2 separate regions of the Mus musculus genome follow, and region 1 is linked to region 2. Evidence: chromatin loops called from intact Hi-C (ENCODE). Cell type or tissue: left cerebral cortex. All regions are shown on one strand. Links, peaks and the distances in the headings refer to the core of each region. The heading gives the core; the rest is flanking DNA.

Region 1 (15,557 bases), core at 4,165-12,164, 280 kb after region 2:
ATTTGATTTGATTTGATTTGATTTGATTTGATTTGATTTTTATGAGTCCTAGGCATAAGTCAGTTTCATCCACCAAGCCAGGCAACAAATTAGGATGAACAAAGAACTGCTATCTGCTCTGCCTCTCACTAATAGAAGAAAACCACCATTGACAAGATGTCTCTTTGTCCATTGCCAGAGGGTCATAGACATCTGTAGATATAGATACTGTTGTTTACAACTGAGGGGCCAAGTGATACATTAACAATATGATTACAATGAGTTTGTTGTTGCTGTTGCTTTTGTATAGTAATTGTACTGGCTAGTTTTGTCTCAACTTGACACAGCTGGAGTTATCACAGAGAAACGAGCTTCAGTTGAGGAAATGCCTCAATGAGATCCAACTGTAAGGCATTTTCTCAATTAGTGATCAAGGGGGAAAGGCCCCTTATTGGTGGGGCCATCTCTGGGCTGGTAGTCTTGGTTCTATAAGAGAGCAGGCTGAGCAAGCCAGGGGAAGCAAGCCAGTAAAGAACATCCCTCCATGGCCTCTGCATCAGCTCCTGCTTCCTGACCTGCTTGAGTTCCAGTCCTGACTTCCTTGGTGACGAACAGCAGTATGGAAGTGTAAGCCGAATAAACCCTTTCCTCCACAACTTGTTTCTTGGTCATGATGTTTGTGCAGGAATAGAAACCCTAACTAAGACAGTAATATATAGAGATATTTCACCACAAACAGAAAAGTCTACAAGATATTGTCTCAAAATAATTTCAGGTGAGAATGCATGGATAAACCTGTATAATAGGTAGGGCTCTCTTGTTTATAGTGTGAATGAGAAATGAGCTCACTAGCATCGTGCTATAATGGATTCTTCCTAAAATTACAATTCATAATTTTCATAAAGAAAAATTTAATTTATTTACTCTAATCCCAAAAGAATTTGGAATTTGTTTGGGCTTGCAGAGGAACTGCTGATAAAGTAAATTTTAGAGGCTTTAAAGCCCAGAAAATAGATGGCAGAAGACTGAGAGATCTCAGTGTGATTTATAATGGGAGACAAAAGGTAGAGGAGAAATTAAAATTCTTCCAAGTTGTAGTGTATGATTTAAATAGAGTGCAATTTCCATGAACCAGAGTGGAAAATCAATATAACAAGGGTTGGAAACGTAAAGAAATGCTTACCCAGCATGTATGCCCTCCATTACCCTGACCCTTTCCCTTCTGAGTATGAAAAAGTGATGGGAGTCATAAAGGAACAGTGATTTCTCTCAGAAAAATGTTATGAGGATTAAGAGCTGCCTAATAGTTCAAACTAATAGACTACTGTACATAAGCATTCAATATCCCCAGACTTTGTAAATGAAAGAAAATTTAATATCTGCCTAAGGGACTTTTTTTAGTTAAATTTTAAATTTTGGAACATGTAGAATTCAATATGTATGGATTGAATAAAAGCTCAAGCCACTGCATTTGGGATGGAAGCAAGAAAACAAGAGCAATGTTTCAATGTCAGGGAGTCTTCCAGTTTATACTTCATCAAAGCTATACTGCATTTGGCCATGGTGCCACATGCATTTATTTCTAGGCATTGTGTTAGTGGAGACTTTTTTCTTTACCACGTTAAAGTATAAGGTTCAATGTACAGGTTTAAAGGATTAAAATCAAACTTGTGACTTGCTAAAGCAAGTATTTTCTTCTTTTGAATCACTAGCACTTATGTAACTATAGAATAATATCTTGAAACTTCTCATTATTGCATAAATAATCTTGCTAATAGAAGAGTTACCTTTAATTCTTCTTAAATTACACAAGGACTATTCTGAGAACACTTGGAAAGATTGTTTCCTGGAGTGCCTGACAGTTTTCTTCAGAACTACTGCTTTGTAGAGAAAGTAGTAATTGTTAGACCTTTCTGCATAAAGCATACAATTTCTCAAATGTACCCTGCATAGCTATATTTTAAGAAAGACTTCAATTTGGTTGCATAATTTCAGCATAATTTTGCTGTACCCGTGGTGTTGATAGCATTGAAAAATAACTTGGTAAGCTGTTTGTTCTCCCACTGCTAAGATTTCATCACCAACTGCTAGTTTGCTAGAGATTATAGCTGCTAAAATGCTCTCCTGATTAATGTGCTAATTAATTAATGCAGCTGCTAAATTGTGATCTTGATTAAAATACACCACACAGAGAATACTGGAAAACCTCCTCGAATTAGTCAATCATTCCAGGTACATCCCCACCCTAGCAAATGCTCAAAAGCAGAATAAGCAGACCTCTTGCTGCTCATTGAAACAAGTGGAAGATGTTAGTCAAATTCCCATTTCCTTGTTTTCATCCTAAAAAGGGCTTTTATGGTTAGACCTCCAATATAAAAACAGACCCAAGACAGTCTTGGGCTTTATGTTTTTCACTAGCAAATTGGTTTCCCCTAGCAATTGTATCCACTTTAGAACACAATAATGTCCATTATTCACACTGAGTTCAGACTCAGCCTAGTTAGCTTTATGGATGTATGGAACAACAAAAATTCCTTCCAAGTGACTTCAATTGTGGTTTTATTTTGCCAAGGTCCTGATTCTCAAGATAACCTTTTATCTAATAGACAGTGAGTAGTCACTGATTACATATAAGACATTAGTACCTGACAAATACAGAAGTGGATGCTCATAGCCATCCATTGGACTGAGCACAGGGTCCCCAATGAAGGAGCTAGAGAACGTACCAAGGGGCTGAAGGGGTTTTCAGCCCCATAGGAGGAACAACAATATGAACTAGCCAGTACCCCCAGAGTTCCCTGGGACTAAACCACCAATCAAAGAATACACATGGAGGGACCCATGGCTCCAGCTGCATATGTAGCAGAGGATGGCCTAGTCGGTCTTCAATGGAAAGAAAGGCTCTTGGTCATGTGAACGCTCTATGCCCTAGTGTAGGGCCATGCCAGGGCCAGGAAGCAGGAGTGGGTGGGTTGGTGAGCAGGAGGAAGGGGGAGGAGATAGGGGGTTTTCAGAGTGGAAACCAGGAAAGCTGATAATATTTGAAATGTAAATAAAGACAATATCTAATAAAAACGTTAAAAAAAGACACTATTGACAAAATGTAATATTTCATATTATCTTTAAAAGTTCATCTTATTATTTTTTGGAACAAATAAAGGATTTTCCATTACTAGGTAACACATGAATAAACACCAAATCAGTGGGATAGATACTAAGAACCTCAGAGATATGGAATGTGAATAAGAACATTTTTCTCCCTTTCTAAATGAAGAACTGTTGGAACAATGTAGAAACTTAGAATAAACAGAAAGATGGTAAGTAACTGAAAGGGGACATTGGAAGTTTAGACTTGTCAATAACATCCAGACCAAATTGACAAAACCCTAGAAGGAATCTGAGAGTGGGAGCCAATGTTGATAAGTTAACATGGAACTTCAAATGGTGGGCAAGAAACAGTTCAAGGAACCACTAATCCTTTTGAGAGAGAAAACACCTTAAAAGCACCAGTATGTTTAAAGTAACACACTGGGTTGGCGGAGACAACATGGCACAGAGGAGGAAAACTTAGATAAGCAAGCTTTTCTAGTAGTTCATGGATGCTGCTTGGGATATGGAAAACAGCCAATCCAATGTTTCAAGGTGGATCCAGAAGATATGTCAGTTTCTAACTGTTGTGACAAAACATCTGAGAAAAATAACTTTACAAAGGAAAGCTTTACCATACTAATGATTTTAATCCATTACTGGCTCTGCTATTACTGGCATGTGGTAAGGCTGAGAGCATCATGGTCTCTAGGCAAAGACACTTTATGCTGTCCAGAAAGAGAGACTGACCAAGGGAGAAGACTGGGAATGAGCCATGGTCACCACAGGTCTTCTCCCAGTGGCTTATTTCCTCAAACTAGGTCCCATCTGCTAACATTTGGATCTCTCTCAAGTGATGTCAGCACATCATGAATCTATGAACATATCTGTACATTTATTAGACCAGAACCCTTGTTACAAATTAAAACTACAATGTTTCCTATGGACAAACATGTTGAATGCTCTACTTTGAGGGCTGTAGAGCATTTAGGAGGTAGGGGCTTAGCTAGAGGAGTAGGTCACTATAGGAAAACCTTTGAAAAGTATGCATAGGTCCTTCTGTTCCGCTATCTCTTTTTTCCTCATCTTCCACAAATCTCCAAGCCATGGACTGAGGAATTTCTACCACTACACCTTTCCTCCAGGATGAACTAAAATCCATAGGAACATAAAAGTCAAAACAATCCTTTTCTGTCAGCAGTGCAAGATTCAGTAATACAACTTTCATTATTCCAAACATTTTCAGGAAGCCTTAAGTATATGAGCTGTATGCAGGACACAATGTTTCCAAACTATAATAGAGATATCACCAGAATTGACAAAGAAGACACCAGATAAAATTGAGATGCAGGCTATACAAACTCTTATTCTTTCATCTGGAGGCAACAAAGAATCATAGTTATTGTGTCATCTTGGGGGATTATACATAGATTCTGTAGAAAACTCTCAGAGAAGAATGGTCCCTTGAAATTCCCCCGTGAATCTTTAGGCAGCATGAGTTTCAGTTTCAGTCTCAGTGTGGGTTAAATCGTGTCTCCAAAAAGATATATTTAAATCCTATCCACTGGGCCTATGAGTGTGGCTTTTTTAGAAATAGGATTTTTGCAAAGGTCATGAAGTTTAGATCAATTCATTAGGAAGTAGTGAGAAACAGAAAAGTGCTAATGGGGTATGGTATAACAATTTCCTTCCATTGCAACATTCTCTCTTGGAGGTGTTCTCATGTAAATACATGTTTAAGGTAAAAAGAGTGTTAGGTTTAAGACTGTGAAGATGAGAACACCGAGGGTAGTAAGTAAGAGGACCTGCAGGTGGGTATGACGTAGCTCTACTGGCCAGAAGAAAAGGATGTACCTCTGGTTCAATACAGGCAGTATCTACAGACTGTGGCTGGTTCCAAGGAAGGACCCTAACACTATGCACAGTTGTCCTTTCACATATTTGTGTATCTAACAGAAATAAACAGAAATGAACTGTGGGCAAGGACATATTCTTAAAGTCCTTCTTATATTATGGACAAGAGATCATTCTGTAGAGAGTAAGGTAAACATGAGTAAGAAAAATGTGGCTCCATCTTAGAAACTGTGATAAGAATTAATTTCCTGTAGGTTTTAAGACAGGAGTCCATGGCAATATATAAGCTGGTTACATACAAGTAAGAAGAAAGAAATCATGATTTAATTAATGGGTACCAAACCCAGCCAAGGTCAGTGTCTGGCACAACAAACCAAGGTCAAAATGAAAATGAACAGTGGTGACCATAACTCAAGACCATTTCCCTGAGTGAGTGTCTCCCTGATTGGGAGACAGAAGCATAGAGCATGTGAGCCCCTTTGGCTTGATTTGTGTTCAGTTTTCTGTTACAAGGTTCATGAAAGCCCCAGGTCCAGCAGCTTGGTGGTATGCAGGGCTGTGAAAGGCAGCCTATTTTGGTTGAAAGAGGTTCGCTCCAGTGACCCAGTAGAAAACGCTACAAGGAATGGAAAAGCAAGCCATGTTCCCAGAGACAGAGCCCCCAACTCCATAATTCTGTGACTATAAGTCACACAGACAATGTCCCAAGCTTCTGGCATTATGGCTAGACTCCACCCCCACAGTTACCTGATAGCCCAGCCCTCTATAAAAGGGGCTGCTTGACCCCTCCTCACTCTCTTTAAGCTCTCACCTTTCTTACTCTCTAGCCCTTCTCTTTCCCTCCCTTCCCTCTCTCTCCACACGGCCATGGCCAGCCTTTCTTCCTCTTTCTATCTTCTCTCTTTCTCCCTGCCTTTCTATAGTAAAGCTCTAAAACCACAGACTGTCTCTGCTCATCAAGACCCACAGTGATTGAACAATGGGATAGGCTTTTCCCTAACAAGGCATGTCTAACCTCCCACTGGAAGGCCTTCCTGGGCTCCAGCCATGGACCGCACCAAGGACTCTCGACTGTGTGGGAACCACTCACTGCCCCTGCTCTCCCTGCCATCTCTGCCCTTCAGCCCTGGGGATGACCCAGCTGCCCCTCATTTGTTCTCAGCTCTTCTGTGGCAGCGTCCAGTGGTGGCTGGGATGCCCAAGACTGAGAACCTGTTGCCTAGGACTGCCCCTTGTTCACCCCCGGCTGAGAAGGGGCCCAGTGCCTTCCCACAGCCAGACACCCACCAGGAGCTGCATGGAAAGCCTGCGGCTGTCCTCCCAGATCCGCCCACCCAGAGCACCTGAACTCTGGTGGGATGAAGGGTTTTTTCCCACTCTTTCTTTCCCCCACACCCACTGCCAAACAGTGGTATTTCCTGTTTTGGACTCCTTCCACTCTGGGGAGTCTTTACTTTTCTTAATAGTTTCCTCATTCTTTTGTCTGCATCTTTTTTCCTCACTATTGTGAGCCAACAAACTGCATTGACTTGGGGCAGCTTTGGTGACTGTTGACGTTCCTGTTCCTGTACTTTAGCCCCCAGAGTTAAGCTCCCCCGAGCCAGGAGAGACTCTTGCTCTCAAAGATCTAAATCAGTGGGAGGAGGGAAATAAGGAAACACATCTTTCTCAGCAATCTCTTGACAGTTATAATCACAAGGCTCCTCAGCAAGGTTATATAAACAGTTTTGGGGGAAGAGAAGCTTCCACTGAGCTGCTGGCAAGTTATGCAGGGAGCTACAAGGGATGTAGCCTTCATGAGTCATCGCCCATGCTGGAGTGGGCATTTCAGGGCTGCAGCTGCTTTTGACTCATCTGTTCTCATTATAAATAACCTTCATCTATACACTTGTAACTAACCACAATAAATGCTGGTTCACCAAGTTAGACTTGAATAGAATCATTTCTTCCATCTGTTGTTGGTACCCTATCTGAGGTAAAGCTACATCTGTTTCTTTCCCTAGGAAAAGTCACACAGCATAGAGCTAGAGATTGGAGTCACACATGCATATGATAAAGGATGCTAAAGATTTCCAGCAAATTCTAGAAGTAGAGAGAGCCAAGAAAGAATTTTCACGTTTCAGAGAGAGCATTATCCTGTAAATACTCGATCTTGGACGTCTAGACTCTAGAACTGTGAAACAATATATATTTATTTTAAGTCACATAATTTGTGATTTACTGTTTCAATTGCTCTGGGAAACTAACACACCTAAATACTGGTATTAACAAATTTATTATGCATTTTATAATGAGCTTTTATTATGTGGCAAAGGCTAATAAGTACTGTAAGCCATTTGCATGCATTATCTCAATTTTCAAAGCAACACTATGTGATACGTATCTTTTCATAGACATGCACATATGTGTACATATGTATGTATCTACATAAATATTTATGCTTTTGTATGAGAACAGTTAAAAGACTGGCTAAAGTTATAGTCTGCTTCGGAATACTTCTGAGTTTGTATGTACACTGCAGTAAGTACTAAAATGTAAAATGAAGTCACTGCCCTCTATAAACTATTAGTCTATATAACACAAACTCTGACTCAGCAGAACATGCATCAGCCAGCCAGCCAGCTTCTATCTGTCTTTTTGCCTTGCATCCTGTTATTTTAATGTTATTTTAATACCAGACTTGGGTCTGGCACTTGATTTGATAACATTGTATGTACTAATGCTATCCTTTTTATATTGATAAAACTTATTTTTCTTGACCTACTTTTTAGGATATCTGGAAAAAATACTAAAGCATGGTAAAATGCTCAATATATGAGAGTACCTATGTATGACTATGAGCCTTTCTTTGATTTTGGTGCATATTTAAACTAGGGATGAGTTCTATGGATACAGAAAACTAGGGTTTCTAAATAAAATTAGAAAGTACCATTGTTGTCCTTCTGGCTTACATGAAACCCTCTTTGTTGGATTTCAGTTCTATATTTATGATTTCTTTCTAATGGAAGGGTCAGTTCTTCATTCTGCTATTCTCCACCTGATCCAGGCCTGGCTGATCCAAGGACATGAACACAGGTGAAGCTATGTCTGTGTTTTGATTTGATTTTGATTTGATAAGCAGGATTTTCAAGGCTGAAGTTATTCAGAAGGGACCTATTTAGATTAGGAAGAAACTGTTACTGTACATTGCTACCTGCAAATTTGATCCTGGCTTTGCCCGAGTTTATGGCTGAGGTTTGGGTCAGAAAACTCTTAAATGTGATTTATCAGTAGGCCTATAAATATCTGTAGGGTCCTCACTAATTGAATCAGTACTCTCTGCTACTGAAAAGAGTGTAAGCACCATTTCCCAAGGGTACCCATGCCATTCACAGATTAATATAACAGGTTACTTCACAATTCAAAAGTATTTTCAAAAGTCAGTAGCTAATATATTTTTGATTTAAACTACAGTGTACTTTTCTGCGTATCATATCATACAGGTTGGACTTTGTTTATTATCCTCTGTGATGTGATTTTTGTCATTGGTTTATTTTAATGAAAAGTCGACTTCTAAGCATTATAAAGTCTATTCATTATAATCAGAGCTTCATGACATGGCAAGGTCAGAGCTCCATTTGAGTCTACAAAGAACTGCAACCAAGATACCATCGGCTATGTGGTAAAATACATTTGACTTTGTAGCTTTCCTACTTTCATTAATTGTTAGGGAAGGACAGCTGCTTTCTTGGAAAGGCCAGGACAAAGCTGCTTCCTTAGGAAGTCTAAATTCATTTTAGTAGATGCACATAAATTAAATAAGTACATTTTAGAAAATTAAGCATCCCATTGGCCATGTGTTTAATCATTTCATAATTTTGCATTTGTGTAAATCTTTCTTCTGTTTCATAGTACTTTTCTCATTTCATAAGCCTTCCAGAAATTGCGTACAATAAATAGGTCAAGGAAATAATTTTTATTACAGTGTGGAGAGGAAAGAAGTCTTAGAAATCTTTTGAATGACTTTTTCTAGGAAAATAACCTGGAGGTTCAATGTCTGGATTTGCATAATGGCTTTTAGGGAAAGGTCAAAGTCAAAACAAAGATGGCTCTTCTTGGCATAGAGAGAAAGGTTGGCTCCTTAAGATCATCCTCTTTTATCATATGTCTTCTACTGACTTATGGACCAGTGGGGAGTGGTGTTTAGGATAATTACAGGCAGAAGGGATCACACCCTTGTTAGCATGTTTATTAGTGAAGATAGTCCAGACTGTACTGTAATAATTACCATCCCAAATCTCATGTCTGGAATAACTGCTAAATGTTCTTCTCTAGTAGAATCTGAATAGGCATCATTTTCAACATCCTTTCTCATCCTCTAAATTCTTGCTGAAGGGACAACCTGTATCTGAATTATTGGCGGTTGTTTAGGGAGATGCATATATGCATCTCTTACAAAACTAATTAAATGTGACCGAATTAATTTCTGACCTCTTTATCTGAGAAAAGCAACCATGTAACTGAATTGTTACCAGAGAATATAGGATAAATTGACTGATTTAAGCAACAGAGGCTAGTTATTATGAATTCTAAAATCTACTACAACCTTAAAAATCTCAAGCTCTTTTTTATTATGTTTCAATAAAAAAAAACCTTTGAATACTGCCAAGATTGAATATTCTAAGATCATGCTTTATAAACATGCTTTTTTGTCTAATTCTGAAAAATCTGGGCGTTCAGAGCCTGTGATCCCATGGAACAGAAGGGACCCTACTGAGATGGGCTAGCATTCATTTTCTGCCAGAGAACAATTGTCAGTTAGTAAGCTGCACAGAAGAAGGGTCTGAAAATACAGTAGGCCAGTCACTGAGTCTGAACTGTTACTGAAGGCCTAGTGGACTGAGGTGCCCAAGTTAGGCATCTGAGAGAGTGGAAGCAGTTAAATTTTGAAAGCATGAAGCGATGGAGAGGGAGAAGCAACAAAAGCTTTAGAGTTCATGTTGGTTGTTTAGAGTGGGACGTTTTCTAAGTCTTTAATTGCAGAAAGAGACTTAATACCAGTAAGAGACCGTGAAAATATATCCAGATCTGAACTCCTAATAAAAGCAATAGAAACTGTTAGCAATAGAAAATAGTAAACTGTTGTAACTCCCTTGGAAGACCACTTGGCAGTGTCTCTGTGAGGTCTGTCTGAACAGCAATTTTATTTTATGCTCAGAAAAAATGTAGAAATATTTGCTAAAAGATAAAATGAAATAAAATAAAATGAAATCTTTACAATATCAATGATATATAGCTACTGATTTAGATTTTTAAGTTAATGAAAGACCCTTTCTTACATCTATGACATTGCAGGGGGGGGGGAGAATGGTTTTTTTAGAAGTAGAAATTCAATAAATTGTCAACATTAAAATATTTTACCAGATCTCACGTAACTATACAGACAAATTCTAGTTAAATGTAGAAGAAAACCAGTAAGGTTCCTAGGCGAAAAGTCACAAGAATACTTCATAATTTTAACAGCATGCAAGAAACACACCCCAGAGTAAGGGTGATAATTTGGACTATATTAAGTTTAAGAATAAAAATACAAGGCCCAGAATCAGAGCATCTATTTCCAGTACATTTTTTTTTATTCATAGCATTGAGAATATACAAAGATTTTCTGAGAACCAGTGAGGGAACGAATGAAACCATGTAGAAAACACTAAGAAAACATGTGAGGAAACATTGCCTAAAGAAAACATCCGAGTAATCATAAACTTTCAGAGTGCTTCTGTCATGTTAGTGAAATATAAAAATCAAGAACTAAACAAGACAGCAGCGCACACCCACCAGCCTAGCGCAGAGATTCTCGAGGAAACTCAGAGAGCTCCTGATGGAGTGTAAACTGTTGCAACTCCTTGGAAGACCACTTGGCAGTGTCTCTGTGAGGTCTGTCTGAACAGCAATTTTATTTTATGCTCAGAAAAAAATGTAGACGTATTTGCCAAAAGATGTATTTAAGAATATCTGTGGCAACATTATGCATTATAATTCCCAGTTTGAAACAACTCAAACGCCTATCAAGAGAAGCATGGGTTTCAAATGTGGCCTGTTGATACCACCCACCAAGGAGAACAAGTAAGCTCTGCTGAATTCAACACCGTGGACACATGGCATAAACCTAAACTGATGAAACGAAGTCCAGACACAAAAAGAATTCCTCCCATTTGATTCCATATGCATAAAGTGCTAAAAGAGCGGAGTTGATTAGTGGGGATGGAAACCAGCATGGGCTGTTGATATCTTTGAGGGAAGAAAGTGTGCTGGTTATTAGGTAGTGCAATGGAGGCCATACTTAGGGGTGCTTTTATTTCCATGGATTAGAACAAAACCAACTTGCCATTATTTTAAGCGTTAAGCGTCTATGTATTTGTCTCTCCATGTGAGTTCAGGCATCTCAGAGCCTGGATAGGGAATCAGATGCCCTGGAGCTGGAGGCACAGGTGGTTGTGAGATGCCCGTGTGCATGCTGGGAACTAGAGTTGATTACCTTATTTCTTGAACTGTGAATTGGTCACTGAGATGTGAAAATAATTTACTGTGTAGTGTATTTGTATGCATTTTACACAGATGAAGTCTTCAAATCAATGCTTTGATTAAAAAAATATCAAAAAGCATTTTAAAAGCCACTTGAGACCAATAAACACCCAGAGAATATGATTCTGAGTCTCTTCTTAATCTTATTGTTTCTTTTTCCGCCCTAAACAGAGGTTTCTAATTTCTATTTCCAAAAGTTTGACCAATTCAGATAATATATTATTTTTTTCCCCTTTGGATTAATGTGCCTTTGGATTCGGAAGCATCTAGATTCCTTCTGGATGTGTACTGAAAGAGAAAACTCAGACATCAAAGTGAAAAAGCAAACTTCATTTTAGTTTGCCAGTTTTTTGTTTTTTGTTTTTTGTTTTGTTTTTTTTTGAGACAGGGTTTCTCTGTATAGCCCTGGCTGTCCTGGAACTCACTTTGTAGACCAGGCTGGTCTCGAACTCAGAAATCCTCCTGCCTCTGCCTCCCAAGTGCTGGGATTAAAGGCATGCGCCACCATGCCCGGCTAGTTTGCCACTTTTAAAACAGTGACTGCATGTCAAAGTCTTGAAGCAAGAGTTTTGTTTTTTTTTTTTTTTTTTTTTTAATTTTTCAAGTCATACAGAAGACAGCTTTGAGTAAGTCTGGGACAAGGGAAGAGCATCAGAGTGCTCTGAAGGTTCCAGCACGGACAGCACAGACCTGTAAAGACAGTTTTTTGTTTTTTGTTTTTCTTTTTTCCTCTACATTTATTGTGCTAGCCAGAGTGGTTCTGTGGAAGAAATGCCCCATTACTATATGAGATGAAATCACAATCTAGCAGGGACACTGCTGTTCAGGTCACATGGCAACTGCTCTCCAGGAAGACAGAACCAGAAGGCAAAGGAGCCACTGAGCCAGGGATGAGTGAGCCCTAAGAGCAGATAGAGTGGAAGATCTCTTCTTCATCACACAATTGTGGATATGGCTGCCATTTCTGCCTTTGTTATATCTTCAGCCTCTTCTAAATGTTTGGGAAAACGAAAGTATGCCTTGGGTTGTATCTCTCTTTCGATAGAAAAGAAATAGGAAAACCAGGTTTTCTGTTTGGGAACATGGCTAAGGTGGTCAGGAATCCAGGTTTACCTGTCTGATTCACTATCAAAAGTGTGTAAGATTGGCTTAAGTAACAGTTACCCTAAGCTAACCTTATTTAGTGTAGACTGGTGCAGAAGGCACAATGGCTGAGCACTCTGCTGAAACAAAGAGGGAACGAGCTGTATTTTCATGCTGCAGTAGGAGTATGAAGGATTTTTTTTACTTAGTTTATGCATTTCAATGTTCTCTGACATATAATTACTGCATGACCAAGACTATATACATACGGACACATACACCCAGGACTATGAATATATACATATATATTGACATTTGTTCAGAAGGAAGCTGTGCATATATCAAATCCATGTAAGGTTCATAACATGAAGGATATTTTAAAGTATAAAGACAGAAAATCTATAAAAATTGAATAGCAAGCTGGAACAGGAGGCTCCCAGAAGCCCAATGTTATTGCATTAATTTATGAAACTCCACTTATTTGTATATCTGTTAACTTGTTTGATCCAATAAGCAATTTGAGTTACACCTCAATGGACAGATCTTTCAAAAATATTGAATACTCTTAGATGAGATTTTCCTAGTATTGCATGAATTTGCTTTATTTACTTATTGATTTTTTTCGATTTTTTTCCATCAGAAATGTGTTGACTCTATACAGAAACCAAATTGTTTGAGACCATGAAGTGTATTCTCCCTCAAACTTTTATTCTCCCCTAATTCCTCACTGACCACAGCAGAGTTCTGCATTTGGCTCTTGCATTTGATAAAGCTACTGAGTACCAGTACCACTCACTTGCGGTACTATGGAAAATCACTCAGGGTGTGCATGTCCTTCGGTCTTGAGAGCACAATGCTGCCTGTTGCCATGCAGAAGGAACAGCAGCATCACTGGCTGACAACTGTGGTTTGGCTCCACTTAAAATTAACTGTTTTTAATTCTTTTTCCTCTGATCTGACTGGGCAACTTGATCATGAAGAAATTTTATGTTCGAGAAGTTAGGAAGCTTTATTAGAACGAAAGTCCCATGTGTTTTACCCTGATGCGGATGGGAAAAAACCCTCACTGCATAACAGGCACACACATGCACTAATGCACATAGGCTCACAATGTCTGCTTATGAAAACACAGGTGAAAGGTTTTCCTTGGATGCATGATTCTCGGTGCTTCTGGAACTCCTATGGTCTCTGCTTGAAGGCATAGCGCATATATCGAAGCGATGCAAATGACAGCTGGAGCTTATTTCACGTGTTAAAACAATCATCATGCTACAAAGGAAAGGAAGGAGCAGCTGTAATCTCAGACATTTAAGCTCTCCCAACGCTTCTCCCAGCTTGATCTCTCTGCTCCCTCTGTGCCAGAGCAGAGATGTCGCTTCACCATGCAGGTGCAGTGCATTTTCTATGCCCTTCCAGAGAATTCTTGGCAATCGTTGAGACAGGCTACCTATGTCCACCTTGCTACATCTTTAGAAGAAATTACTCTTGTTTAACAAGTATTTCCCTGTTTCAGGGGTAAAATGTGTATCTTCCTGTTCACAGAAACATTTGAGAAACCTGTGAATCTTACTTTATGAGTTCCTGTTTATGTTTTTGTGTTCATTTACAAATGGGGCTGGATATGGCTCCTACAGGTTCTCTCTCCCCTTTGTTGGGCATTTCAGTTAACGTCATCCCTGTTTGGTCATGGGAGCCTCTGGGTTTCCTGGCACCTGGGACTTTCTGGTGGCTACCCTCAGTTCTCCATCCCCCATTGCTCCACACTTCTGTTCAATTTCCTACATATGCAACTGGAGCCATGGGTCCCTACATGTGTTTTCTTTGGTCGGTGATTTGGTCCCTAGGAGCTCAGGGGGTCTGGTTGTTTGATATTGTTGTTCTTTCAATGGGGTTGCAAACCCCTCTACCTCCTTTAATCTTCAGTCCTTCCCCTAACTTCTCCATTGGAATTCTCATGCTCTGTCCGATGTTTGGCTGCATACATCCACATCTGTATTTGTCAGGATCTGGCAAAGCATCTCAGGGAACAACTCTATCAGGCTCCTGTCAGTAAGCACTTCTTGGCATCAGCAATAGTGTCTGGGTTTGGGTGGGGGAGCACCTTCATAGAAGCAGGGGGGGGGCAGGAAGGGGGAAGGGGGTGGGGGTTTGTAAAGGGGAAACTGGGAAGGGGGATACCATTTGGAACATATATAAATAAAATAACCAATAAAAAAAGATAAAAATGGAGCTGAGTGTCATTTAGACCTAACTATTCTTTTATTTATTCTCACTGTCCCTCTTTACTTCCGTGTCTTCCCTCCTTCCCTTCCTTCTTTTCCTAAGGTGAGAGCATTTCATTGGATAGACTATTTCAAAATAAAATTTGATGAGCCTTCTTACAGTGTGAAAAGATTTTCTGTTGACTTTGCTTTATACTTTTGAGTGCTTGTGTCTTTGTGTGTCTGTGACTGTTGTTTGTATGTTGTGAGTGTTGTTTTTATGCTTGTGTGCTAGTGCAAGTGCACATGTGCAGGGGCTCAGGAAGGATGGGGATTGTCCTGCTCTCTCACTGTCCTGCTTATTTCCTTTTTAAAAACTTTTTTATTTTATATTTTTATATTTTTATTAGATATTTTCTTTATATACACTTCAAATGGTATCCCGAAAGTTCTCTATACCCTCCCTCCGCCCTGTTCCCCTACCCACTCACTCCCACTTCTTGGCCCTGGCATTCCCCTGTACTGAGGCATAGAAAGTTTGCAATACCCAGGAGCCTCTCTTCCCAATGATGGCCAACTAGGCCATCTTCTGCTACATATGCAGCTAGAGACACGAGCTCTGGGGGATACTGGTTAGTTCATATTGTTGTTCTACCTATAGGGTTGCAGTCCCATTTAGCTCTTTGGGTTCTTTCTCTAGCTTCTCCATTGGGGGCCCTGTGTTCCATCCTATAGATGACTGAGAATATCCACTTCTGTATTTGCCAGGCACTGGCATAGCCTCACAAAAGA
Region 2 (15,557 bases), core at 2,856-10,855:
CCTGTACACTGCCATGCTTCCTGCCATGATGATAGTGGATGTAACCTCAGAACCTAAATGTTGTTCTTTATAGGAGTCACCTTTGTCATGGTGTTTCTTCTCAGCAATGGAAACCCTAAGTAAGACAGAAGTCATAGATGGGGATGTGGGGACAGCAGAGTCTTTTGAGAAAATCAGCCAATCTGGAACGAGAAAGCAAGTGGGTCCAAGGGTCAAGACAGTGACACAGTGAGAGTTGGAAGAGTGAATGTTGAGCATGGGATTTAATTTATAGCACATAAATTTGGGAGCCCTATTTATGTCAATGACAGTATGGACATGTTTTTGGTGCTTGAAAGATCTCAGACCAGGGCATTAAGATGCTGTGGCGCTGGTACCTTATTTCAGAATCACCTGTCATGAGCAGGTGACTCTGCCATCTTCTTTCCAAGTGTTTAGGCCATGAGAGACTTTGGCACCATGACTTTCCCGAAAGCAACAGATGAGTAGCCAAGCGATAATAATCACATCAAAAGCAAGACATTAAAAAGGAAATGACGCTGGGCAGTGGTGGCACATGCCTGTAATCCTAGCACTTGGGAGGCAAAGGCAGGCGGATTTCTGAGTTCGAGGCCCGCCTGGTCTACAGAGTGAGTTCCAGGATATCCAGAAACCCTGTCTCGAAAAACCAAAAAAAAAAAAAAAAGAAAAAAAAAAAAAAAAAAGAAATGGCAAGAACATGAACAAACGACAGTTGCAGAACCAGCACGTTTTACCTGTTAACATTTTTATTTCTTTAGTTTGTAAGTATTACATTGAGCAGAACTCTGTTCCTTGTCTCAAAGAACATTCAGACAGCATAATATGTTCCCAAACTATTTAAGATGAAAAGAATAAATCAGGGCTGGGTACCCTCTTCCCTCTGCCCTGATCACATTGCAGAAATGAATTTTCTTATAAATGGGCCAGTTTCACAGGGGAAGAATTCAATCAAATTGCCCAGCCTTACACTTAAAAGATTTTGCCTCAAGTTTGCACAAGATTCTGAAGACTAGAACCCTTGAAGCACATGAATTTACATACTTCCTAGTGCAAATATCTCTTTCTCTTAAATTGAAGCCCAGTCATAGCAAGTGAGATCACTTTGGTGGTTTCAACAAGAAAATTTTGTGTGACAACTGGGACAGAAACACAATTTATTTTTATAAAGTACATTTTCATAGTGACTTCACTTACCATGGCTAATTTCATGACAGAATTTAACTTTTGCAGACTTAATTTATATTGTTTAAGTGTTACATCTGAGTACTTTCCTTAATTGGTGTGTAGAAAGTGACTGACAGGCATGGCTATGCAGTCAGCTCTGACTGTAGAAAATTTCTCTCACCTTCTATAATATTGTTATACATAAGGGCAGTCAGGAAATAGTATAAGCTCTCTTGGGAGTTCTAATTCTAGAAAACCCAATCAATGAAAAGCTTATAAGCACGTGGCTCCTTGGTGCTTGTGGTCATCAAAGATGGGAGACAAAAGTAATTGAATTATGAGAGGTTGAGGATCCACTATGTTACATTTAAAAATGGATGTGCTTCAGACCATATGGAGCCTAGAAGGAAGGAAGGCCAGGGTGTAGATGCTTCAGTCTTTCATTGAGGGGACATCAGGACAATTGTGGGATGTGGAGGGAGAGGGGCACTGGGGATGGTGAAAGTTGGAGGAGGAAATAAGGGTGGCAGTATCAGGAACTGGGGATGTGAGAGAGGGGCACAGAGGGTCGGGAAAACCCACAAAAATATGCAGCAGGGGGGATGAGAAACTGGGAATAGCCACTGGAGGTCACAGACACCAGGGAAATGTGAGGCTCCCAGGACCCAATGGGGATGACTTTAGCCAAAATGCATAGAGAAGGGGGAGATAGAACCTGTTGAGACCACCTCCAGTAGATAGGCAAAGTCCCTGGTCGAGAGATGGGGCCACCCACCCATCTCAAAGTTTTTAACCCTGAAATGTTCCTGTCAGAAGGAAGAACAGGGACAAAAAATGAAACAGAGACTGAAGGAAGGACCAACTGGGGACTACCAGAGATGGGGATCCATCATGTCTGCAGACACCAAACTCAATACTGTTGTTGTGGTCAAGAGGTGCTTGCTTACAGGAACCTAGTGTGATGGTTTCTTGGGAATTCTGGCCAGCAACTGACCAGTGCAGATGTGGGTGCTTGGAGATAACCATCAGACTGAGTTCAGGGAATCTGGAGGGGGAGCTGGCAGGACTGGAGGAATGGAGGGAGATTGCAACCCCATTGGAAGAACATCATAGGTTGGCCTGACCACCCAGTTCTCCCAGAGTCTAGACCACCACCAAGGATTGTACCTGGAGAGATCCATAGCTCCAGCTACATATGTAGCAGAGGATCGTCTGGCCAGACAGCAACAGGAGGGGAGGCCCTTGGTTTCGTGGAGGTTTGATGCCCCAGAGTAGGGGTATGCTGGAGCAGTGGGGCAGGAGCGTGTGGGTGGATGGGGAAGCAAAGGGGAGGGGGGAGGGCAGATGTGGGATGTGGGGTAACCAGGAAGTGGGATATCATTTGAGATGTAAATGAATGGAATTATTAATAATAATAAGTAAAAATAAAACCCTTGGAACAAAAGGTTGATAGTTAAAAATTGCTACATAGGTAATCTTAAATTGCTACTGTATGTATGTAACTAGGATTCAGCTCTTGTTTCGAAAAAGTAGATCTGCTATAGCGTATAGCATACTGTATATATAACTTGGAATCAATTCTTTTTTTCATATTTTCATATTTATTTATTTATTTAGGTGTTTTCCTCGTTTACATTTCCAATGCTATCCCAAAAGTCCCCCATACCCTCCCCCCCACTCCCCTACCCACCCACTCCCTCTTTTTGGCCCTGGCGTTCCCTTGTACTGGGGCATATAAAGTTTGCAAGTCCATAGGGCCTCTCTTTCCAGTGATGGCTGACTAGGCCATCTTTTGATACATATGCAGCTAAAGACAAGAGTTCCGGGGTACTGGTTAGTTCATATTGTTGTTCCACCTATAGGGTTGCAGTTCCCTTTAGCTCCTTGGGTACTTTCTCTAGCTCCTCCATTGGGGGCCCTGTGACCCATTCAATAGCTGACTGTGAGCATCCACTTCTGTGTTTGCTAGGCCCCGGCATAGTCTCACAAGAGACAGCTATATCTGGGCCCTTTCAGCAAAATCTTGCTAGTGTATGCAATGGTGTCAGCGTTTGGAAGCTGATTATGGGATGGATCCCTGGATATGGCAATCACTAGATAGTCCATCCTTTCGTCACAGCTCCAAATTTTGTCTCTGTAACTCCTTCCATGGGTGTTTCATTTCCATTTCTAAGGGGCAAAGTGTCCACACTTTGCTCTTCGTTCTTCTTGAGTTTCATGCGTTTAGCAAATTGTATCTTATATCTTGGGTATCCTAAGTTTCTGGGCTAATATCCACTTATCAGTGAGTACATATTGTGAGTGTTCCTTTGTGATTGGGTTACCTCACTCAGGATGATGCCCTCCAGGTCCATCCATTTGCCTAGGAATTTTATAAATTCATTCTTTTTAATAGCTGAGTAGTACTCCATTGTGTAGATGTACCACATTTTCTGTATCCATTCCTCTGTTGAGGGGCATCTGGGTTCTTTCCAGCTTCTGGCTATTATAAATACGGCTGCTATGAACATAGTGGAGCATGTGTCCTTCTTATCGGTTGGGGCATCTTCTGGATATATGCCCAGGAGTGGTATTGCTGGATCCTCCGGTAGTACTATGTCCAATTTTCTGAGGAATCGCCAGAATGATTTCCAGAGTGGTTGTACAAGCTTGCAATCCCACCAACAAGGGAGGAGTGTTCCTCTTTCTCCACATCCTCGCCAGCTTCTGCTGTCACCTGAATTTTTGATCTTAGCCATTCTGACTGGTGTGAGGTGGAATCTCAGGGTTGTTTTGATTTGCATTTCCCTGATGATTAAGGATGTTGAACATTTTTTCAGGTGCTTCTCTGCCATTCGGTATTCCTTCAGGTGAGAATTCTTTGTTCAGCTCTGAGCCCCATTTTTTAATGGGGGGATTCAATTCTTGTTTGGGAAAATAGACTTAAAAACAATAAGATGAGGTATAACTAAAAGAAAAAAATTGATGTTCTTTAATCAAAAATGTCCCATATTGTAGACTAGAGACTGTAGACCCCTTAGCTGCTTACTAAGATTTTTATATCTTGTAAATATAAATTAGAGACAAAACAGATCAGAGCAATCTGCCTGCAAGGATGGACATACAATGTGATTTGTTCAGGGCTGGCTGTCCTGGAACTCACTTTGTAAATCAGGATGGTCTTGACCTCATAGAGACCCACCTGCCTTTGCCTCCTGAGTGCTAGATTAAAGGCTTGCACCACCAAATCAGACAACTGCAGGATTACATGATATAACTTTGGCTCACATGTTTATAAGTTATAATGGAGAATTTACACATTAACATTTTTTAACAAATTAAAATGTATCATATGCAATAATTTGCATGGTTTCCCCTTTTGTGTTTTATTAAATAAATAATTAAAAAAAAGCACCACAAAATCTGAATTTCTAACTTAGTCATTTGTAGTGTGATAACAGCCAAAAGGGATGTGTAGCTAGGGCAGTGTTTAATTTTCTCCATTTTGGCAAAAGCTATGTATATACTTTTGGTCAATATTAGATAGAACAATATCAGAAATTTAATCAGTCATTTGTTTTTTAAATTTCTTCTAAAATATCACTTCAAACTGCCAAGAAAAAAAAGCTGGGTTAAATAAAGAAAAGTGGCTTTATTAGTTTTCTTTTGGTGCTGTTACAAGTTGTCACATACTTTGTGGCATTGTACAACGAAACTTATAGTTCTGAATGTCAGAGGCCATCCCAGGTCTCACTGGTGTCAGCAGCTCCAGGCCTGAACCAGCTTTGATGTCTCTCTGGTTTATCAGAGGGCTTATCTTCCTCCATTTAAAAACTAGCAACATTTGGGCTAGTCTAAGCAATCTCTTGTTTCCTTTCTGCTCCTCTGTTTCACTTAGAAACCCCTTGTAGCTCATGAGAATAATCTAGGGTCTTCTCCTAAGGCATAAGGTAAGACCAAGTAGTATTACCTCCTACTTCTTGTGCTGTCATCCAACTTCTGCACGAGTTCCACAAGTTAGCACTTGGCCATCTTTCCAGAGCCCTGAGAGTTTTGTGGACTGGTGTTGGGTCTCAACAATCCAGAGAAAGACACAAACCACAACCAAGGTGCCTCTAAACAACTCTTGCTTCACACCTAGGCAATCTAGCTTTTGACTTAGTAAATGTTACTAACATTTTATTCTTTCACAACCATGTTTATTATTTTTCTCATGCTTGTATGCTAATATTTATCTATTCACTTTCAAAACTTAGTCTTCTAAAATATGGATGGACTGGGAACAAAGGAACCATTAGTATATGGTAGATATCTTATTACAAATTGGTTCAAAGATATTAGATTGTAGGACCTTAGGAATAAACTCACAAGAGAACTAAGGACTTTGGATGATAATGTTATGTCAATTATAAGTTTATTAGTTGTAAATACACATCTATGATGGGGGATATTGATAGTGGGTAGCTGCAAATACATATGGAGAGGGGACATACAGCTAGCTTATCTCTATTCTCAATTTTGCTTTAATATAAATCATTACAAAAGTAAACTCCTTTTTAATAGTAAATTTTGGAATTTATTCGTTGAGACTTTTAAAGATGTATGAATGTATTTTGATTATATTGACCCTTTGCTTTCCCCTCCAACTCTTTGCAGACACACCCACCACATCACCTTCATGTCTTTATTTTTAACTCACTGAGTCCAATTAGTGCTTTCATTATGTGCATGCGCTTAGGGTCATCCATACTCTGAGCACCGAGCAAACTATTAGGAGTCATATTCCTGGGGAAAATTTACTTTCTTTTCTCAGCAGCCATAAAGTACCAACAGTTTTTCTGCTGGGGCAGGGCTTCATTAGCCCATTATACATCCATGCTGGGATTTCGACTCGTTTGATCCTGTGATGGTCTCATGAAATTATAGCTTCTGTGAGTTCATGTGTGCAAGGCACTGTCATGCTTGGGAAACACTGTTTTCCAGCAGTCCATTCTGGAGGCTTTTACAGTAAATCTTTTAACAAAGAACAGCAAGCATAAAGGATCAAGGCAGATTACAAGAACTTCCTCTAGAGCCAGTGGGAAGAATATGTATAGGGCAGAGGAAAAAGTATCTCAGGATGGGCTGAGATCCAGAACCAGAAGACAGGGCACACAGGTGGTAAGCTGACTGGGAACATAGATGAGAAAGGAGGGAACCAGTCTAGTAAGGAAATGTTAATGGCACTGAGGATTGAAGGGGTAGCTATAATGGTGCTCCGTGTGGGATCTAGATAGCTAGCAGCTGAACATTGTAGCTGAGAGAAGAGCCCATTATCATTGAATTCTTCTGTCTGTTGGTGGTGTGTCCAGGCTGGTGCCTTTGGATTCACAAAAGATGGTCAGTGCCAACCAGAAGGTCATGCTTGCTTTTGCTTTCTTAAATCAAGGAGTCTGACAAGACTGGAGCGGCTCACAAGCTGGAAGAGATGTAAGTTGAGAGTGGTAGAGGTAGGCAGAACAGAGAAAAGTGATATCCAGGGACAGGTATTTCCATAACAAAGAAGAGCTGTCAGCAGAGTCCATGTTCAGTGTAAAATGTAGGTGTGATATCATTTCCAGGCAAAGGCATGGCTGATAAGGTCAAACACTGCAGCAAGGTCACAGGAGGTGAAGTATAGTGATGAGGCTGGCCTTATGGAGGCTTCCCAACTGTACAAGTCTATGATATGACTTGTCATGTACATGCTGGGCTCTGTTTCCTATTTGCCTACTGGGTCTTCCCTGATGTGTAGTTTCATTTCACCCTTCATGAGGTTTTTTCTTAGGCTCTCTCCTGGTATAAATAGTTATTAGTATGACAGTGTTGATGGGGAAGACAAAGGAGGTCTGAACAGAATTGAAGGTGAAGGGAAAGAAGTTAGGGGATCTTAGAGCTGAGAAAGTGGGCCAATGAGTCTTTTCTATAACTAGAGAAGGAAAGGAAAGTTAGGCATAGATATTGCAAAATACTGAGGTCAAAACACAAAGAGCTAGGAGTGTATCTATCTGGAGGCATTTCTCTGCGAGGAGTGATAGAATAGGATGCCTATAGTGAGTGAACTTTTGTGTAAGGAGAAGAAAATATCATTTTGGTAGCCACAGAAATGAAACAGACTTTACAGGGGCAATGCCATTCTGGATGTAAGCATTTGGAACTCACTGTTGTTGATGGTCAGGTCTGCCTCTGTAGCCATCTTTGTCTGGGGCAATTTCTCACACCAGAGCAACTAACATGATAATCAGGATGTTTGGGCTTCTCTTTTAACTTGTAAATTTTTACAGGAACCAAGTCTGCATGTTCCAGTGCCTGGTCTACGTGCTCTTCATATTAACATGGTAAATATTGGCTGTATGGTCACAGTTGCTGGGAGCCACTTCCTTCTGGATGAGAAGCACATATGTTGCCAGAGTGTGTATTCTGGTATTCAGTAAGTATGAGTATACAGTAGAATATGCTATCAATGACCAAGACTTAAAGTGTTGAAATACAATCTGGCGATAAAATGAGGGCATACAATTGGAGAGGACTCTCCTGGGTTGAATTATCCTGAAAATCCACAAGAGGGAGACATGTTGCCATCAAAATAGGAAGTGGAGCTATGAGTTGAGATAGCCACTACTAACTTTTCTGAGCATGATGCTTTTGTTTCCCCAGTGGAAAATGAAAAAAGTGTAGGGATTGTAAAACTCGCTTTCAGTCTTCTTTTGAGGTGGGGGACCAGATTTGGGGATGCTTGATAATTTACTTCTGGAATATACATGAAGCATTCAGTTTTATAGCTAGTTATCAGCTTCAATGAGCATACTCAAAGGATTCAATGGTTTTGTTTGATTCGTTTGGTTGGCTTGTGGCTTTCTCTAGGATGGGTGGTAAAATTGGCTTGTTTCTGTTTCCCCTTCCCCTGTCTTGGCCATAGCAGTACAGTTAGTGCTGGTGTGACTGGGGGAAGGATCCTGGTTACAAGTGCCTCTGGAAGTCTCACTGTGTCTCTTGGGCCAGTTGAACCAGCAGAAAAAGCCATTTGACCTGGAATGGCTCACATCCACCAAGAGTTCCAAACGAATTGCTCAGAAATGGACAGGGAGAACCATGCTTAGCCACATGTGCTTTAAAATTGCTACTTATTAGCTGGCTTCCTCTTCTCTACGTGGTGAGTGGGACCAGACGCTCTTCATAGTTTCACCAGAACCATTTTCAGTATTTTTACTGGCTCACTAACAAGTTTTATTTGGCTTTCTTTTGTTGCTGTTGTTTGTTTGCTTTTGTTTGTTTTCTGTCTCCACGGGCTTTGAGTGATATTATTTAATGGTTGCTTGTCTGTTTTACATTCCTGACAACCTCTCATTTGTAAAGCTGTTTCTTCCCTTGGTATTCCCATTCTCAATATTCTTCAGCAGTGTTGATTCAGTTGTCTGTTATTGCCATCTCTATGCTTCAGGGCCATCCTCCCTCATGCAGTCTGTACTCAGGGAGAGGTTTTACTGAGTGGCTGTTCGTGACCTCAGGAACAGTGCTCTTAGTCTCACAAACTGATAAACAAGGAGAGTGATTCTGCATTGGATACATGTGAAGAAGAGAAGAGTTTATGTATGTAAAGGGCTGGAAACAGGGCCTGCACAGGAAACTCTTTCAGGTATTAACAATTACTAATACAGCTGGCCTTATGTATCCACAGACCCCACTCTAATTCAGCAGATTACAGATGAAAGTTGTTGTTTTTGTTTTTTAATGGTCTGTTCTGAACATGTACATTTTTACTTTCCTTCCTGTCTGGGTTTCTTAGACAGTACAGCCGTGATTCACACAGCTTTTACATTGTATAAGAAGCTATAAGTTATCCAATGATAACTTAACCTATGTGGGAGCATGTGTATGGGCCACCTGGCAACATCCTGTGCCATGTTGCATACGGGACTTGGACATTTTCAGATTTTAGAGTCTCTGGAGGTCCCGGACACTCCTTGTAGATACTAAGGGAGGGTGTGGTATTATTAATCTCTTCTACCACAGGCATCCTTTGTAGAAGCTCATCTATACTGAGGGCTTTACCTTCCCACTTCACAGAGTTTCTGAGCTCTGGGCACATTTCCTAGGTTATTTTAGATATATGAACACGGGCTTCTCACAGGCAATTCAGCTTCACCATGTTCAAAATTGAACTTCTGATCTATTACATTTCTCTTCCTATAAGGCTACTATTTTTTTTTCTTTCCTGCTCCTTCTTGTAGCAAGTAGTAGCCTGTCTTGTCTAGTAGGCAAAGCCAAGAGGAGGTGAATTTTCCTTGCCTCCAGTCTCTCACCTTCTGTTTATTTGGTTATCAGATTATACCCATGTGCCTTGAATTCCCTTTATCCACACTCAAGATTTTAAAAAGCCAACAGACACTGTGCTCACCTTCTTGCCTCTATTTGTATTGACTTTTTCTTCCCAATCATGACCAGATTTATCCTTAACAAACGAAAATCTGATCCCATATCTCTTAAGAACAAAAATATCACATAACCTTCAAGGTTCTGTGTGGCTTGACACATGGATCTTTAATGATCTGCTCTCTGTTTTCCTCTTTACTAGTTCATTGCTTCTCTCTGCCCCTCACAGCATGATGGGCTATCTTCAATGTATATGAAACTGAAATAGAGTAGTGTATAAATCCCCCGTATTTAATTCACATCCTGGCACATAGTAGGTGCTAAATACAGTTAAGATAATACAAATAAAGGCCTGGACCCTGATGAATGGGAGTTCTCTCTGGCACACAGACTGTAAAACTGTCCTCAACGTGTTGATTGGAATCAGCATGTTTCACAACATAATTAAAATGTGAGAAATGTTTCTAGCACATCAGTAACATAGACACTTTTAAATAATGTCTGAGGAAATGCAAGCTCAAACTTACAAATAGCCTTTTACACAAACAACACTCAGAGGTGCATTTTCTCCTTAATGCATGTACATAACTTCCATTAGCGTTCTATGCCTCAGTGTTTAGCTTTTATTTTTATGTCTGTTATATAAATCTGACTCTTGACACTTTAATGGAAAGATCTTAGTTCGTAATGACATCATATCAAATTTGAAGTAGAGGTGGTTGGATTGCTTAGAAAACTCCCATCTGAGAATGTTCCTCTGTAATTCTGAAGAAAGTTTTTCTCAAAGCTCTGACAATCTGTTTAACACGGGGTCCTCTCTATGCCAAAGGTCCTGATGCTGTCTTTATCCCTCTACATGGCTCTTGAATGAGACTTTATAGCCAGGTGAAGGGAATTGGCTTGGAGAAATCCAATCCCACTTAGTAGCTGAAGGGCCCTACTGAAGAAAATTTTTGGAAGCCATTTTGTCTTCTGTGGAAAGCTGCTGAGGTGGGCCTGGAGATATGGCTAAGTGGGTGAGGGCTTACTGTGCAAGCAAGAGGACCCAAGTTTGAATTCTCAGCCCTCATGTAGAAGCCTGGCATGAATGGGCATGCCTATTTCCCCAGCGTTGGAGAGCAGAGATAGGCAGCTTCCCAGAGCGAACTGGCTAGTCAGTCTAAAAATAAAATAAAATAGATTGAGCTTCAGAGTCAGTGGAGGACCAAAAGGGTTCTAATGCTCTTCCCTGGCTTCCACATGAATATACACCTGTACATGCACCACCTATACACACCCATACTCATACACAACACACACACACACACACACACACACACACACACACACACACACACACGAGTCCAAACACACACAGATACACAGAGACACATGTATGACAAAGGAGCTGAGGTGCTTTATGGATCGGAATAAGAAGGAACAGGTATAGAAATGACAGCAGTTCAGTGTTTATTTGTGGGTGTGCATGTGTGTGTGTAAATGCATGTGTATAGATGTGTAAGAGAGGACAGAACTTGATATAGAGTGTCATTTTCCATCACTCTCCAATCCAGAGTCTCTCACTGAATCTGGAGGTCACCTATCTGTCTAGGGTGGCTGACCAGCAAGTCCTAGAGAGGCTGTCTATGTTTCCCCAATGCAAGATTGCACATGTGTGAAACTGTCTGCTGTTGTGTGGGTGCTGGGAATTAGAATGCATATTCTCATTCTTATGAAACAAATATTTTACTAACACAACCACCCCCTAGTCTCCCTCCTGGGCTTTCTTATGTGGTCCTGGAATCATAAAAAGTTGGGTATAACCATAGGTCTTTGGTTTTTTTCCTCACTTCTTTTTTTCTTTCTTCTTTCTGTCTTTTTTTTTTTTTTTTTTTTTTAGATTTCTATGACAGGAGGCTGGCTCTTGCTATAAGTGGAAATCTGAAACCCAGCATCTTCCTAGCTTATCTTTATTCCTCTCCCAGCACATTTGCTTTTAGTACGGCAATGATGAATTAATGCATGCCTTTGACCTTCATGCTGAATTGTCCCCCTGAATTTTTATTCTTCTAATTTATTCACTGGATTATATAGAAACTGAATATTTTAATTCCAGAATGATATTATTTCTCTAAGTGTAAAGTGCAATGGATCTCCCTGGGATCATAGGGTATTCAGCTGAATCTGTTGGGGAGGAGGAAGCTGAATCTCAGGACTGAAATTACCCACTCAAGACAGATTTAGTTTCAGAGGCGTAATGGGTCACACAGACGCTCCTTCCAATTTAAAATTCCCATGTTTTCTTCCTTTCTATTTTTCTCTCCCCTTTTCTACTTTCTTTCTATTTAATGGGAAAAATTTACAATGTAGAAGACACAGTTATAAACTGAAAATATTCTTCTATAATTTCATGTATATATAATGGAGTATGATCATATCCTCATCCTCTTATCTTCTCTTATTCCATTCTACGAAACTGCTTCTTCCCAACTTCCATGTGTTTCCTTTATGTGTGTGTGTGTGTGTGTGTGTGTGTGTGTGTATGTGTGTTATTTTCCTTATTTACATAGGTTGCTTCTACACGTATTCATGAGGGTTATTTACTTGAGCAAGAACACTTACCAATAGTTACACCACTAGCAAATATGACTCTCCTCTCCCACAACCATTAACTGTCTACTGCTCCTCGATGAGTGGTGATGTCTTGTGAGCCCTTTCTCCTTGATGGAATGTTGATGGGCACAGTCTTGTGCAGGTTCTGTTGCCACTGAAGCCATAAGTTCATGGACACAATAGTCATGCCCACAATAGAGTTTTACAGTAATCCTTTTTATTCTCCATCTCTAATAGTCTTCTCTCCACCTCTTCTACAATGATCCCTGAATCTCAGAGGAAGTGATAGAGAAGAACACTCAACACTCACATTTAGTATTTTTGTTTCTATATTAACCATTGCCCCAGAAAACATAAACATCTCTAGTTAAGGCTGAAAGCAGGGCTAATGTATATGTATAAACATAAATATCCAGAAGGCAATTAGGCACCACATCTATTTAGCAAAACAAGAATCACAGGCTCCTCCTAAGTCCTACGACCTCCCAGTCATGGATTTTAACCAGTTTGCAGTATCAGACATGAGTCCTTCCTGAGGAGTGGGTCTGAAATCCAGTCAAAATGTGGTGGGTTATCCTCGTAATAGTCATGCCACTATTGCTTTAGTGAGCACATTTTGACTGACAGCTTGGAGTTATAGCTTGCAAGGTTTGTGTTTGAATTTGATTATTGATGACTTTTTTCTCCTAGTCTTGCACAGTCCCATCTGGTACTATGAAAGGTATCCAGCAGGAAGGAAGCTTATAGTTCAGCTCTAGCTTGATTTTGCTATGTCCTGAAACCAAAGTATAGGATTTCTTTAGCAATAGGGTCTTTTCACATTTTCATAGGTAACTACAAGCAATGACAATCTTCTTTATTGTTTGGGGGAGCCTCCAGTGTCTCCCTGACCAACTCATAAGGAGGTATTCTACACCTCACACTGAATTTTTGTTTAATAGCACATGGCTTCTGGGGATCCATTGCCTACCTATGCAGAGTACTTCTCTTTAAACTCCTTTTAAAGATATGTTTTAAAATGGCTTAAAAAATAGCTGCCACATGGCTTTGTCATATAGCCTTTGATTTTTTTGATTTCTACCACAAGATCTGACCTGATCCCCACATATGCCTTTACACTCCTTGTATTCTTTCTTTCTACTTTCATATCACATGTATTCTACTAGCCTCTCTCTCTCTCTTAACCCATTCATAGCACCTTTCTAGGCTCCTGGCCTTTTTATAAGCACTACAAATTAAATGCATATGTTGAAAAATCTGAAGCTAGAGTCTACATATCAGCAACAATATGTGGCAGTTGTTTCTCTGGGGCTATTCTGGCTGATTTCATTTCCTAGTATTGTAAAGAGAGCAACCATGAGTATGGATACGCAAGTATCTGGGAGGATATGAAGCCCTATGGAAATACACCAGGAATGTTATAGTTGGATGATGTAATGGTTCTGTTTTTATCTTTTGAGAAATCTGTACACTGATATCCATGGTGGCTGTGCCAATTTACATCCCACTAACTGTGAATAAAGGTTCCACATTCTCCACATCCTTGACAGTATTTGCCATTTGTTTTCTTCATGATAGTCACTCTTGTTAGGGTGAGATAGAATTTCAAAATAGTTTAAATTTGCATTTCCCTGATGTTGAAGACTTGCAAAAAATAGTTACTATTTGTATTTCTTCTTTTGAAAATTCTCTACTGACCTCCATAGCCCATTTTCATCAGATTGTTTGTTTCTCAATATTTATTTGTTTGAATTCTTTGTATATCCTAGATAGTAATCTTCAGATGTATAACTGGTGAAGATTTTCTTTGCTTTATCTGTTCTTTTGATTGATAATTGCCTTTGTGGTATAAAAACTTTTTAATTTCATTTGCTAGTGATTGATTTTGTTTTCCAAGCAATCAGTCTTATGCAGAATGTCTTTACCTGTGTTTACATACACATCAAGCACCTGTTACAGGGTACCTGTAGAAGTCAGAGGAAATCTTCCAGGAGTTGATTCTCTGCTTTCACCATGTGGGGGACTGAACTTAGCTGCAAGCCTTGAGAGCAGGGCCCTTTGTCTGAGAGGCCATACTGAATCTACCTTTCCATCTCTCAGGTTATTAATTTGACTCTCCTCTCTCTTGTGGTTTAGTTAAGGGTTTGTTGACTTTGTTTCTCTTTACAAAGGACTGAATCTTTGTTTTATTGTTTTTTTTGTTATGTTTGATTCTATGTTATTAATTTCTGTTCTGATTATTTACTTTTTTTTGGTTTGACTTGGTTGTTTTCTCCAAACCTAAGGGAACATAATTATTTATTCAAGACCTTTTGAATTTGTTAATGTGTTTTAGCTACAGACTTCCCTCTTAGGACTACTTTATTTTTTTTTCAATTTTTTATTAGATATTTTTTTCATTTACATTTCAAATGCTATCCCGAAAGTCCCCTATACCACCCACTCACACTTCTTGGCCCTGGCATTCCCCTGTACTGGGGCATATAAAGTTTTAGGACTACTTTCATTGCATCTAATAGATTTCATTATGTTGTATCTTCATCTCCATTCAATTTTTCTATTTTCTTCTTGCTCAATTAAATTTTTTTTATTTTTTATTTTAGTTTCTGTGAGTTTGTGAAGCTTCTGTGGTTTCTTAAGCTGTTGATTTCTAGCTTTATTCTACTGTGGGCAGATAGAAGCCAAGGACTTATTTCAATTTTTCCTGTTTTGACATTTCCTTTGGATCTTAATCTATTTTAAAGAATGTTCCATGGGCTGTTGAGAAGGTGAATTCTGCCTTATTTGGATGGAATATTCTGTAGATATCTCTTTAATCAATAATTTTATCATTAAATTCCTCTGACTATCTGCTAATTTTTTAAAAATCAGAATGAAAAAAAAACCAGAATGACCCATCAATTTGTGAGAGTTATTGAAATCACCACAATTACTCTGTTGCGGTTAATCTGTGGTCTAATATTGAATAGTAATTGTTTGTTGTTCATATTGTGTGCTTGGTACATATGGTTTACAATTTTAATGGTCTCTTGATAGATTGTTCCCTTAACCAGTATGAAGCAACCTGATTTATCTTTTCTGAGTATATTTGGTTTGATGTCTATTTTGCCTCATATTTGATTATAAAGACATCTGATTGTTTTCCAGTTACATTTGTTTGGAGTAACTTTTCCTTCCCTTGTATCCCAATATAGTATCTATCTTTGAAGGCAAGTTCTGTTTCTTGGAGGTAGAAAATTATTGGATCTTATTTTTAATCCAATCTTCCATTCTGTCTTTTTTTGATTGGAGAACTGAGACCCTTACAATTCAGAGGTATTATTGAAGGTGTATACTGACTCTTGTCATTTTCTGATTTTGTTGTGCTTGTTAGTTTTATGATCTTTATTTGTTTACTCAGTTTTTCTCTC

What was found. Peaks named below come from ENCODE experiments on the same cell type or tissue, not always from the same donor. Only the 100,000 strongest peaks of a DNase experiment are listed, where the experiment ranks them.
Region 1: a loop joins it to region 2, with 5 times the contacts of the local background. A loop is called at or near these places in 7 of 42 quality-filtered maps.

Annotation. Positions count from the first base shown.
Region 1 is chr12:43,818,594-43,834,150 of GRCm38, reverse strand. All of the region lies in intron 1 of Gm33384 (a long non-coding RNA gene), which reads left to right. LOC115488069 (a small nucleolar RNA gene) reads right to left here and starts at 183; the gene lies at 40-183. In left cerebral cortex, for the core only: a CTCF peak has its summit at 10,817; DNase peaks (open chromatin) are centred at 6,288, 6,740, 7,516, 10,782 and 1 more place; H3K27ac peaks cover 4,538 bases.
Region 2 is chr12:44,097,447-44,113,003 of GRCm38, reverse strand. No RefSeq gene overlaps it. Among named protein-coding and RNA genes, the nearest start is that of Dnajb9, 100 kb to the left of the region's middle. In left cerebral cortex, for the core only: a CTCF peak has its summit at 7,749 (motif pointing right); DNase peaks (open chromatin) are centred at 7,757 and 9,159; H3K27ac peaks cover 275 bases.